2 separate regions of the Homo sapiens genome follow, and region 1 is linked to region 2. Evidence: chromatin loops called from intact Hi-C (ENCODE). Cell type or tissue: sigmoid colon. All regions are shown on one strand. Links, peaks and the distances in the headings refer to the core of each region. The heading gives the core; the rest is flanking DNA.

Region 1 (5,389 bases), core at 88-5,087, 210 kb before region 2:
GAAAGGGAATTCCCTGACCCCTTGTGCTTCGCAGGTGAGGCGATGCCTCACCCTGCTTCAGCTCACACTCGGTGCACTGCACCCACTGTCCTGCACCCTGCAGTGTAGCAAAGTTTGAAATGTAGATAGCCAGAAGTCAGTCTGGGGGAAAGCAATTCCAATTTTCAAGCTTGTAAAATTGTTTTCATTGATTTCTACTCAAATTTGAAATTCTTTCCTGTCGTCAACATGTTTGATGATGCCTAATATGAGCTACAAATTCACTATACCATTTTTTTCTTTTTTGCTGGAACATGTATAAAATAGAATATATCTGAATTTCCATGTAGGGCTGAAACATGCTGTCATAATAGAAACAATATGCCTACATCTCCGTCTCTCTTTCTGTGTGTGTGTGTATGTATGTGTGAAGTCATATGTTTTATGCTTTCCTATATATCAGATTATGTTTTAGCATTTCAGAGGCACTGTGTCCTGCTAAAATCCTGTGTTTCCAGATGAAATGGCAAACATTATTTCCAGCAATGTGATAAAACAACCAAAGAAAGTGTTCAAGTGACCCGATTCATAAAATTCACCAATAAGTCAATATATGCAGTAAAATAGTTATTACAAGAGTAGCTAAGAGTAATTAATATGAGTAAGTCTGTAGCTTAACACAGTAAAGTATCACTTTTAAATGCATTTGCATTTCTCATGGGTGAGGGTTAGCAAATTCTGACCTGGAAACCAAATCCAGCCTACTGTTTTATTTGTAAAAAATTACATTTGAACACAGTCCTACCCATTTATTAACTTACTGTTTATCACTGCTTTTGTTCTAGAAAAGCAGAGTTGAGTAGTTGAAAAAAAGACTGTGGCCAGGCACAATGTCTCATACCATAATCCCAGCACTTTGGGAGGCCAAGGTGGATCACTAACTGGTCACTAACTCTTGGGCTCAAGTGGGTGGATTACTTTAGCCCAGGTGTTAGTGACCAGCCTGGGCCACATGGTGAAACCCTGTTTCTACAAAAAGTACAAAAATTAGCCGGGAGTGGTGGTGTGAACCTGTAGTCCCAGCTACTGGGGAGGCTGAGGTGGGAGGATGACCTGAGCCTGGGAGGTCAAGTAAGGCTGCAGTGAACTGAGATCATGCCACTGCACTCCAGCCTGAGTGACAAAGTGAGATCCTATCTCCAAAAAAAAGAAAAAAAAAAAGACTGTAATATAAGACCCCCAATGTCAAAAATATTTACTATCTGATCCTTTACAAAAGCGTTTGCTAACTCCTGTCCTTGTGTATGCTTTGATTTCATATTAATTATATCTTATGTTATTTATGATACATATATGATATACACATATATATCTAATATGTTATATATTTAAGAATTATTCACTATGCCACAAACTGTAGATACAAAAGAAGTATCTCTAGGGAAAGCCAAAAACAAACATGGAAAGAAAGAAGGCTAGCAGAAGCTTCAAAATATCAAAAACTCTCTTACTGTGTGGCAATATAAACTAAAAACTGATGCTCAAAATCATGAAGATAGGAAAAAGAATCAAGACAACCAAAAAATATGGTTAATAAAAATGAAGACAGAAGACATCAAGATGTTTATGAGAACCAGGGTCCTTTCAAACAGGGGGTGAAAAAGGAGTGAGAAGATGTGCATGGCAGTGAAGAAGAACTTAATTTGCACACAGTCAACGGGGGGGTGGGCAGGAGGGCCAACACAGCTGCATTTCTACCACATTATTTATTTTGGTAAGTACTGTCATCTTTTGTTATGAGCCATATTTCATTCAACAGTGTTTAATGACTTTTTTCCAAATCATTACTCCATAATATTTACTGAGAATCAAACAGAACTTACAATAGAAAAAAGAGATACTTCTTAATTAGATATTTTGGAAAAAAATCATTGTCGTGTGACAAGACAACCAAAGAGTAGTCAGCTAAACCTATAGAAATGAAGTATTCTAAAAATGTGTCAGACAGCTAATTAACACAATATTTTATTTTTCTAAAGATCTTGCAGTGTTTGTCATCTTTATCACCTTTTAAAAGTTTGCATTTTATTGTCACTTTTAAAATTTTTAAATAAATGTCCATTTTGTATCTATCATTCTGTGTCTTTATGTAATAGTATCTAATATTCTATATCTGTATCAAATATTCTGTATGTACTTCATATTCATTTTATCTTATTTTATTTATTTATTTATTTATTTATTTATTTATTTATTTTAGACAGAGTCTTACTCTGTCTTCCAGGCTGGAGTGCAGTAGCACAATCTTGGCTCACCACAACCTCCACCTCCCGGGTTCAAGCAATTACCCTGCCTCAGCCTCCTGAGTAGCTGGGGTTACAGGCACACGCTACCATGTCCAGGTAATTTTTGTATTTTTAGTAGAGATGGGTTTTGCCATGTTGACCAGGCTGGTCTCAAACTCCTGACCTCAAGTGATCTGCCCCCCTTGGCTTCCCAAAGTGCTGGAATTACAGATATGAGCCACCACATCCAGCCCCATTTTACCTTAATTTGTAAGAATATATAATTATATTTATAATTTTATTCATTTTATATTAATTTTTCTATTTCTTAAAGGCTAAATCTCTAGTTTCCTTTTTATTTTTCAGGTAGAGGATTTTAATTCACTGAGTACCTGATCATTTTACATACCTAGTCAAATAAATATGAAATTTGAAGAACTAAGATTAAGTTTTAAAAATTCTTAAGTGCATACAATCCATTGAAGAAAACAAAAATTGCTTAAGCAGTTTTTAAAACCTTGATAAGAGGTCATCAACATGATTTAAATGTGAAATTAGCTAATGTAAGTAGCAGTTAGAATGAGATTTAGCTTATATATTTGGAGGTATAATGGAAAACTCTGGTGAGGACTCTTTTATTGCACACCAAGAGAAACATGAGAAAGAAAAATGAGTTGCATTTTTCTGCATTTTTCCAGAAGTGAAATGCTTTGCAACATCCTCAGAAAGAAAGAGAATACATGAGTAATATGAAAGAAAACTATATAAAGGATTTAATTATTTCCAAATTGCCTGGGTGTTTTTTTAGTGCCTGCTTTTTTTTTCAAGCAGGAATAACTGTAGAAACTTTTATTTATTTATTTTTAAAGGAATGGTTACTATTCTTAGGAAAAGTGGCAGTAAATATAGTTAATAACGGTAATTATAATTTTATAAACTCATTCAAAAGTCTTGATTTTAAAGGCGATAGTAAAAAAAATATATATCTATTTATCTTGTTCCCTGAAAAATGGTAGCACTCCTGACCACTGAGAGACTGTTCTCCTCGGCATAATTGATGGCCTTCAAAGCCATCATACTTCAGTATTCAATGTCAAAGATTTATTTCCATTTGCAAAATTTGCTTAGAACTCACCTATATTTACCTTTCCTCTTATGACTTATAAGATAATATTAACATCTACATAACAGAATCTCACTCACAGAATGTTTGAGCCACGAAGGTGCTCTGAGACCCTCTGCCTCAACAGCCTCATTCATAGATGAGAGAAGCCCAGAGAGGTGAGGACGCCTTCCAAAGCTCTAGCACTTGTTTCTAGACATGGAACCAGGACAGCCCTTGGCATTTCCCACCACATTTTCCTGCTTATTATGTGGCATGAGCTTGTCTTTAACACTGAATTAGAATTATTGCACATTACATTGCATTCATCAAGGCCTACCCTTCAGGCAGTCTGATGTAACAGTCTATTATAAGACATCCGAGAAAAACCATCCACTATCCTTTCAGATGTTCTCAAAACAATTTGTATTAAGAGCTAATAAAATGAAACAGAAAATGCCAGGTAAACTTTTTAAAATAAAGATTTTGTGATTCATTGGGTTTAATTATTGGTTTTATTTTAGCATTACTTTGATACATTTCATGAAGTATACAGACAGAACTAAAGCCACATTTAAAAGGCAATTAATAAAACCCAGACATTATGATATAATTTACATACATTTAGATATATTTAAAGTGTACAGTTCATTTATTTAGTATAACCACAGAGTTGTGCAAACATCACCACCATCTAATTCTAGAACATGTTAGAACCCCAAAAGAAACTTCATATTCATTAGCATGTTGCATTCCTGGCAGCTCCCTCTTGCCACCCTGTACCCTCAGTCCTAGGCAACCACTAAACAACTTTCTGTCCTCATAGACTTGTCTATTCTAGACATTTCCTATAAATGGCATCATACGATATGTGGTATTTTGTGACTGGCTCTGGCTTCTTTCACTTAGTATAATGCTTTCACATTTATCATGTAGCATTTGTAAGTGTCTTTCCCTTTTATAGCTGAGTAATATTCCATTGTATGTGTATTCCACATCTTTATTTATCCATTCATCACTTGATGAATATTTGGATGGTTTTCACTTTTTGGCTACTATGAACAATGCTGCCATGAACATTTGTGAACAAGTTTTAGTGTGGCATTATGTTTCCATTTCTTTTGGGTACATATCTAGAAATAGAATTACTGGGTCATAGGGTGACTCTATGTTTAATATTTTGAGGAATTCCCAGACTGTTTGCAAAGTGACTGCATCATCTTACAATCTCACCAGTAAGTATGGCATGAGGATTCCAATTTCTTCACAGCCTTGTAAAAAGGAAAATTTTACAATTATAATTATTTGGCAAAAATTCAATGAATTTTTTGAGCATCTATTTTGTGAAAGGTCTTTTTTGAGGTGCTATAATTTTTTAACACTATCAATTTTTGTGGAAAAAATTAGAACTTTTCTAAAGGACATTATTTTTAAAGTTTATTACTTATTATTTATTAATTTTTATTAATACATAATATTGCTATGTATCAGGTACATGTGATAGTTTGATACATGCATACAGTATATAATGATCAAATCAGCATATTTAGAAAATCCATTACCTCAAGCATTTATTTCTTTGTGTTTGGAACATTTCAGAACTTCTCTTTCAGCTATTTTGAAATATGCAATATATTTTTTGTTAACTATAGACACTCTATTGTGCTATTAAACACTAGAACTTATTTCTTCCACATAACTGTATGTTTGTACCCATTAACCAATCTGTCCTCATCCCCCCAGCCCTTTCCCAGCCTCTGGTATCTATCATTCTATTCCCTACCTCCATGAGGTCAACTTTTTAGCTCCCACATATGAGTGGGAACATGTGATACTTGTTTTTCTGTGCCTGGTTTATTTCACTAAACATAATGACTTGCAATTCCATCCCTGTTGCCGCATATGATGAGATTTCATTTTTAATGGCTGAATAGTATTTTGTTGTGTATATATACCATATTTTCTTTATTCATTCATCTGTTGATGGACACTTAGGTTGATTTCATACCTTGGCTGTTGTGAA
Region 2 (5,389 bases), core at 202-5,201:
GTAGCATTTTGCTGAGCCCTTGGGAATTTCTCTTCTGAGAGACTTTTACCAGTATGAAAAATAGCAGCTTTTCTAAGTTTTGGAATATTGTCAGTCTTTTTTTTTTCATTGGTTTTCCGATTATCCTATTCTCAGAAATAACATTTATTGATCTCAAGGAGTTAAACATTGTCTTGTTTTCTCTGGTTCTGTATTCTTCACCTTTAAGACCAGATCCCAACTAAGTAATAATAAAAGATAATAATGGCTAAGAGTTTTTGAGCTTTCCTCCACGTCAGTTATTGTTCCCAGCACTTTGGTTTCATTCTCTCATTTGATGTGATATAGGAACTTGTAACAACCCTATGAGACAGGTGCTTCACTTTAAAGACTAAGATACTGACGCAGAGGTTATAAACCTCCCCCACGGTCACAAAATCATGCTGCTGGACTGAGCTCGCACCTTCCACTACTATTAATACATGGTAATGTTGACATCTTATTGTAAATGTTAAACAATAAAGCGTAAAGGGAAAGAAGTAAATGCAAAAAAATGGTCAAAGCAGGAGATGATTTTAAAGAGCATCTGGTTCAGTCTCCCCTTTTACAGCTGAGAAAACCAATCTCTAGAAAAAAGAAATGAGCCTTTTGATTATAAAGCAGACTGCCTAACAAGTATCAAGTCATCTCACTTATTCTTCTCTGTCTTCCATGATCACAGAGTTCTGACCATGTCCTGTGTCACTCTCAAGCAGAGATTGAAAATGACATTCGTCCTTTACTTGTTCCAAGGAAGCAAACATTTTATAGTTTGAAACTGTTTCTCTTGCATTTGCTTTGCAAGAGGTTTGCAGAAGTTAAGCCTCATGGAGTCTTCTCTCCTTAACTTAAGTGAGTGGATTGCTTATTGCTCTTCTTTGCCTGTAAATTCATGTTGATTAGACAGTGGTGGGGTGGAGGGCTGATGGGTCTGTGTTTGGTTGGCAAGCTAACTCCAGCATCCTATAATTACTACATTTTCAATCTGGTGCATAGTTCTGAGTTTTGTACATCCTTATGTGGCTCTACACTCTTTGAGGTTAATTTTGGCCTTGGATGGTGCCCTTTTAAAGGCAGGGTAATAGCAACACAGTGTTTTTGCTTGGGAAACGCTCTGTGTATGGGCTTCTTCTCTTGGTTTTAAGTATTAACAAGGTAGTAAGTATGAAAGGTGCTGTGTTTGGAGTCTTTAAATGGACTTGGCATTTGGCTTGTCTACAATCTTTCAGGAATTTTAATCCTGATATTCAGATTTGAGTCACACACCTGGGGAGTGGTGACCATAGCTCTTCCTTACCCCTCCAGCTCCACTTCTGGGTTAGCATGAACTGACCACTGTAACCTGCTCTCAGGCTCTACACAAAGGTGCTTCAGAATCTGCCTGTGGCCACTTCTGTGAAAGGGCATGGTCACAGTCACCGTGGCATGGATAGAAAACTGGAGAGCAGCAGGAGGAGCCCAGGGATAGAGAGAGGAGGCCTGGATGCCTGCCTGGGCTCTGTGCCATGCCTTGGGTAGGCCACTTGACTACTTTAAACCAAGTTGACTCTCCTGTAATGCAATAGGGGTTTAATGATCTCTGTGGCTCTAGAGTTTTGTAGTTTCTACTGTTCTTTGAAGCATGAACATTAATTCAACAGAAGAAAAAAAAACCAAACATTTTTCATTCAGAACAGTTTCAAGATATTGCTCTGACTCACTGGATGGCAAATCATAGTGAAAGGGAAGTCTGACTCGACTTCCATTTTGCATTACTTTTGGCCAGCATGGCTCTTTATGGTGTACTTGTTGTATAATAAAACAGCTCTCTAGAGAATACTCTTACATTTACTTACTGAGAGATAACAGAAGTTCCGAATAAAAACTCATAGAAATGGAAGACTGGGAAATTATTTTTTCTTTTTTCTATTACATACAGAGGAACAAAGGCTGATATTTGTGTTTATGCCCCTTTCTGAGGACAATGTCCTTGAAAATCCATATTATTATTATTTGTCTTTATATGTAATTGGATTGTTTAAACTCTTCTCTGAACTTTGTAGCTTTTTCATTATATCTCTTTTGCTGGAATATTAATAAAACTCCACTTAAATAGCCACTTTATTCTGTAAATTTTATTTAAGGCCTGAACTTGGCCGCAAATGAGAGTACTTGTGGTTTTTTTTTTTTTTTTTTTAAATGATGTGACTGCTTTGTGAAGGGACATAATGAGTCTGTGTTCTCTTCTATTCCTCTTCAACAACTTTGTCAGGAAAGAAGGCTATTATGATTTCTTGGAGATGTGGGAGGATTGTGGCATCACCATGTCCTAGTCATGGATGAAAGGAGAAACTATTATACCAGGGTAACATCTGAGGCCTGAGATAAAATTCCCATTACAATCTCTTTAAATATTTCTGTGTTTAAATGGGATGAGAAGACTATCCACTCCACAAATGTAATCCCTTTTCTTCCTCAGCCTAGTGAAACTTATTGTTTCTTTTCCCTAGATAAAAAAAAAAAAATAGGATGCTGTACAGGTTCTTTTGGCTTGTTAAAAGACAGATAATTCACAGATTTTGCTTTTCTGTAGCTTATGCAATGTCTGAAAAGGCGCTGTAAGCAGGGATTCCCTGAACATCGCGCCGTGGGCCCGGATCCCTGTTTTGCTTTCTTCAGAGAGCTCACTGGCAGCCTCCCTGATGCTTTGTGCCAGTTTTTAGGCGCTCCAAAGCCACATGCACATTGACATAATCTCCGGTGGTTTTGGCTGGTTTATAATCTGGCTTATTGAGGTTTGGTTCAAGGCAGAGGCCTTTAGGGCAGGGATCTTCTGTGAGCTGAAATAAAAGGGTCTGGTTTGGAGGAGATTTGACTCTGCCAAATAAAAGCGGCACATTTCCAACTGCACATGCTGAGTTGCCTCGGAACACATCCATGCAGAACACAGACATGCATTAGGCAGCTAGTTTGTGGAAGGCAGTGTGCTGAGCACAAGGGGGAATAGAAAGACACATGGCTGCCGTGAAATAACTGCTTCCAGAAAGCACATGTCGAGTTGGAAGGATGAGCCAGAAGACACACAGAGAATATTACTCAGCCTAAAATGTGACGTCCCGAAAGCGTGCTAGTATGAGACCCACAGAGTTGGAGAAGAGATTTTCTTTCCAGTGGGGAAAATCCAGGTTAGAAAGACCAGACAGGCCATATTACCGGAGGCACCCTTTATTTCAAGTTTGGCTTTTTGTGGTTTCGGTTACCTGCAGTCAACCGTGTCCGAAAATATTGAGTGGAACATTTAAGAGATACACAATTCGTAAGTTTTAATTTGCATTCTGTTCTGAGTAGTGTGATGAAATTTCATGCCATCCTGCCTGGGGTGTGTAGCATCCCTTTGTCCAGCATGTCCATGCTGTCCATGTGACTCGCCTGGAGGTCCCTTAGTAGCCGTCTCATTAGCAGATCCACCTTCGAGGTATGGAAGTGCTTGTGTTCAAGGAACTCTTAGTTTACTTAATAATGGCCCAAAGTGCAGGAGTGGGGATGCTGGCAATTTGAATATCCCTAAAGTGCTTCCTTTAAGCTAAAAGGTGAAAGTTTGAACCTAATAAGGAAAAAAACAAAAATTATATGCTGAGGTTGCCAAGGTTTATGCTAAAAATGAATCTTCTATCCATGAAGATGTGAAGAGGGAAAAAGAAATTCATGCCAGTTTTGCTGTTGCACCTTGATCTGCAAAGGTTATGGCCACAGTGTGCAATAAGTGCTTAGCTAAGATAAAAAAGGCATTGAATTTGTGGGCGGAAGACATAAACAGAAATGTGTTCTGATTGACCGCAATTAGGTTTGGTACTATCAGTGCAGTTTCAGGCCTACACTGGGGGTCCTGGAACATATGCCCTGCAGATAATGGGGGACTGTCGTATAGAGCCCCTGGATACTAATGGTGCTAGGGATTCAGGCCCCTCTCCTATTTTGGGAAGGGGCAACCTCAGCATATAATTTTTGTTCTTTCCTTATTAGGTTCAAACTTTCACCTTTTAGCTTAAAGGAAGCACTTTAGGGATATTCAAATTGCCAGCATCCCCACTCCTGCACTTTGGGCCATTATTAAGTAAACTAAGAGTTCCTTGAACACAAGCACTTCCATACCTCGAAGGTGGATCTGCCAAAGAGACGGCTACTAAGGGACCTCCGGGCGAGTCACATGGACATGTCGTGTGTATGGAACCTTGGAAAGAGGCTGTCCTTACCTCCCTGTGCATTCTGGCAGCCCCTGGCACTGCTCATAGATAGCCATGTGACTCAGGCTGGGACTCTGACTCTAGAGCGAATGGGTTAAAGGTCAAGAGGCTGTTAGAACTTATTGTTGGTGTCAGTGGTGGCGCCCATTGGCTTTCAGTGGCGGCGGCAGCAGCAGTGTCCTGGCTGTAATTCTTGCTACAGGATAGTGGTCGTGATTCTTGCTCCTTGGCATCTTGCGCGCCTGGGTTTTTGCTCATTTTCTGTCCTTAGTGATGAAGACTTCTACTGAGTCTGAACCTGCATGTCCTTCCAATGGAGTCTACTTTTTTCTCCTCCAGCTAGCCAAGGCCGGTTTCTGTTACGGCAAGCAAGAATTCCCACAGCACCTGAGTGTCAACGGCTTTCATCGTTTGTGCTGACCCACCTGTGCAGCTGATCGTCTGCCTTTTTTCTCCGGCTACTCACCTTCCTTTATCTACCTATATAACTCCCTGCTTTGAAGGCTGAACTCCAGCATTTTTAACTTTTCCTGAGTTATTGAAGAGACTTTACTGTTTACTATTCCTCTGTACAGTACAACATCTTATAATTGCCCATTATACAGATTTTTTTTACATTGTATGTCTTTTTTTTTATTATTATTTGTTTCTGTTTGCCTACTAGCCCATGAGGAATGTTTTTTGGTAGGAACTCTATTTTCATCTTTATAGTTCCAGATCCAGCTAAGATTACACTCTGGTTGCGTGACTGAACAAATCTGTTTGCAGGGAGAGATGTGGTGTTGGAATTGTGAACCTATGGAGAATGAAAAAAATAGAATAGCTGTTGTGAGGCATTTACTCTGGTGATACTAAGGGAGGAATAAAATGGTGTCTGAAATGTGTGAGGGCCGTCTGATACCGAGTAGTGTACATTTATTTTCCACTTAAAAAAGTCTGGTTTATTTAGGTATTATTTATTTACAGTAAAATCCATCCCTTTTATTGTAGAGTTCTATAAGTTTTGACAGATGCATATAGTCATGTGTATACCACCAGAATTAATGTATAGAACAGTTTGATCACCTCCCCTCAAAAGCTCTCCCTCCTTCTTATAGCCAGTGTCTCCCCACATCTTCAGCTCCTGGAAACAACTGATCTATGAATTG

Evidence for each region. A loop is a pair of places that touch in the nucleus more often than their neighbours do. Peaks named below come from ENCODE experiments on the same cell type or tissue, not always from the same donor. Only the 100,000 strongest peaks of a DNase experiment are listed, where the experiment ranks them.
Region 1: it touches region 2 in a loop (4-fold over the local background); 1 of 110 quality-filtered maps calls a loop at or near these places.

The regions. Positions count from the first base shown.
Region 1 is chr5:60,550,315-60,555,703 of GRCh38, reverse strand. No RefSeq gene overlaps it. Among named protein-coding and RNA genes, the nearest start is that of PART1, 65 kb to the right of the region's middle. In sigmoid colon, for the core only: no CTCF peak of the experiment used is centred there; no DNase peak of the experiment used is centred there.
Region 2 is chr5:60,337,413-60,342,801 of GRCh38, reverse strand. It overlaps a transcript of PDE4D not described here. Among named protein-coding and RNA genes, the nearest start is that of PART1, 150 kb to the left of the region's middle. In sigmoid colon, for the core only: no CTCF peak of the experiment used is centred there; a DNase peak (open chromatin) is centred at 2,681.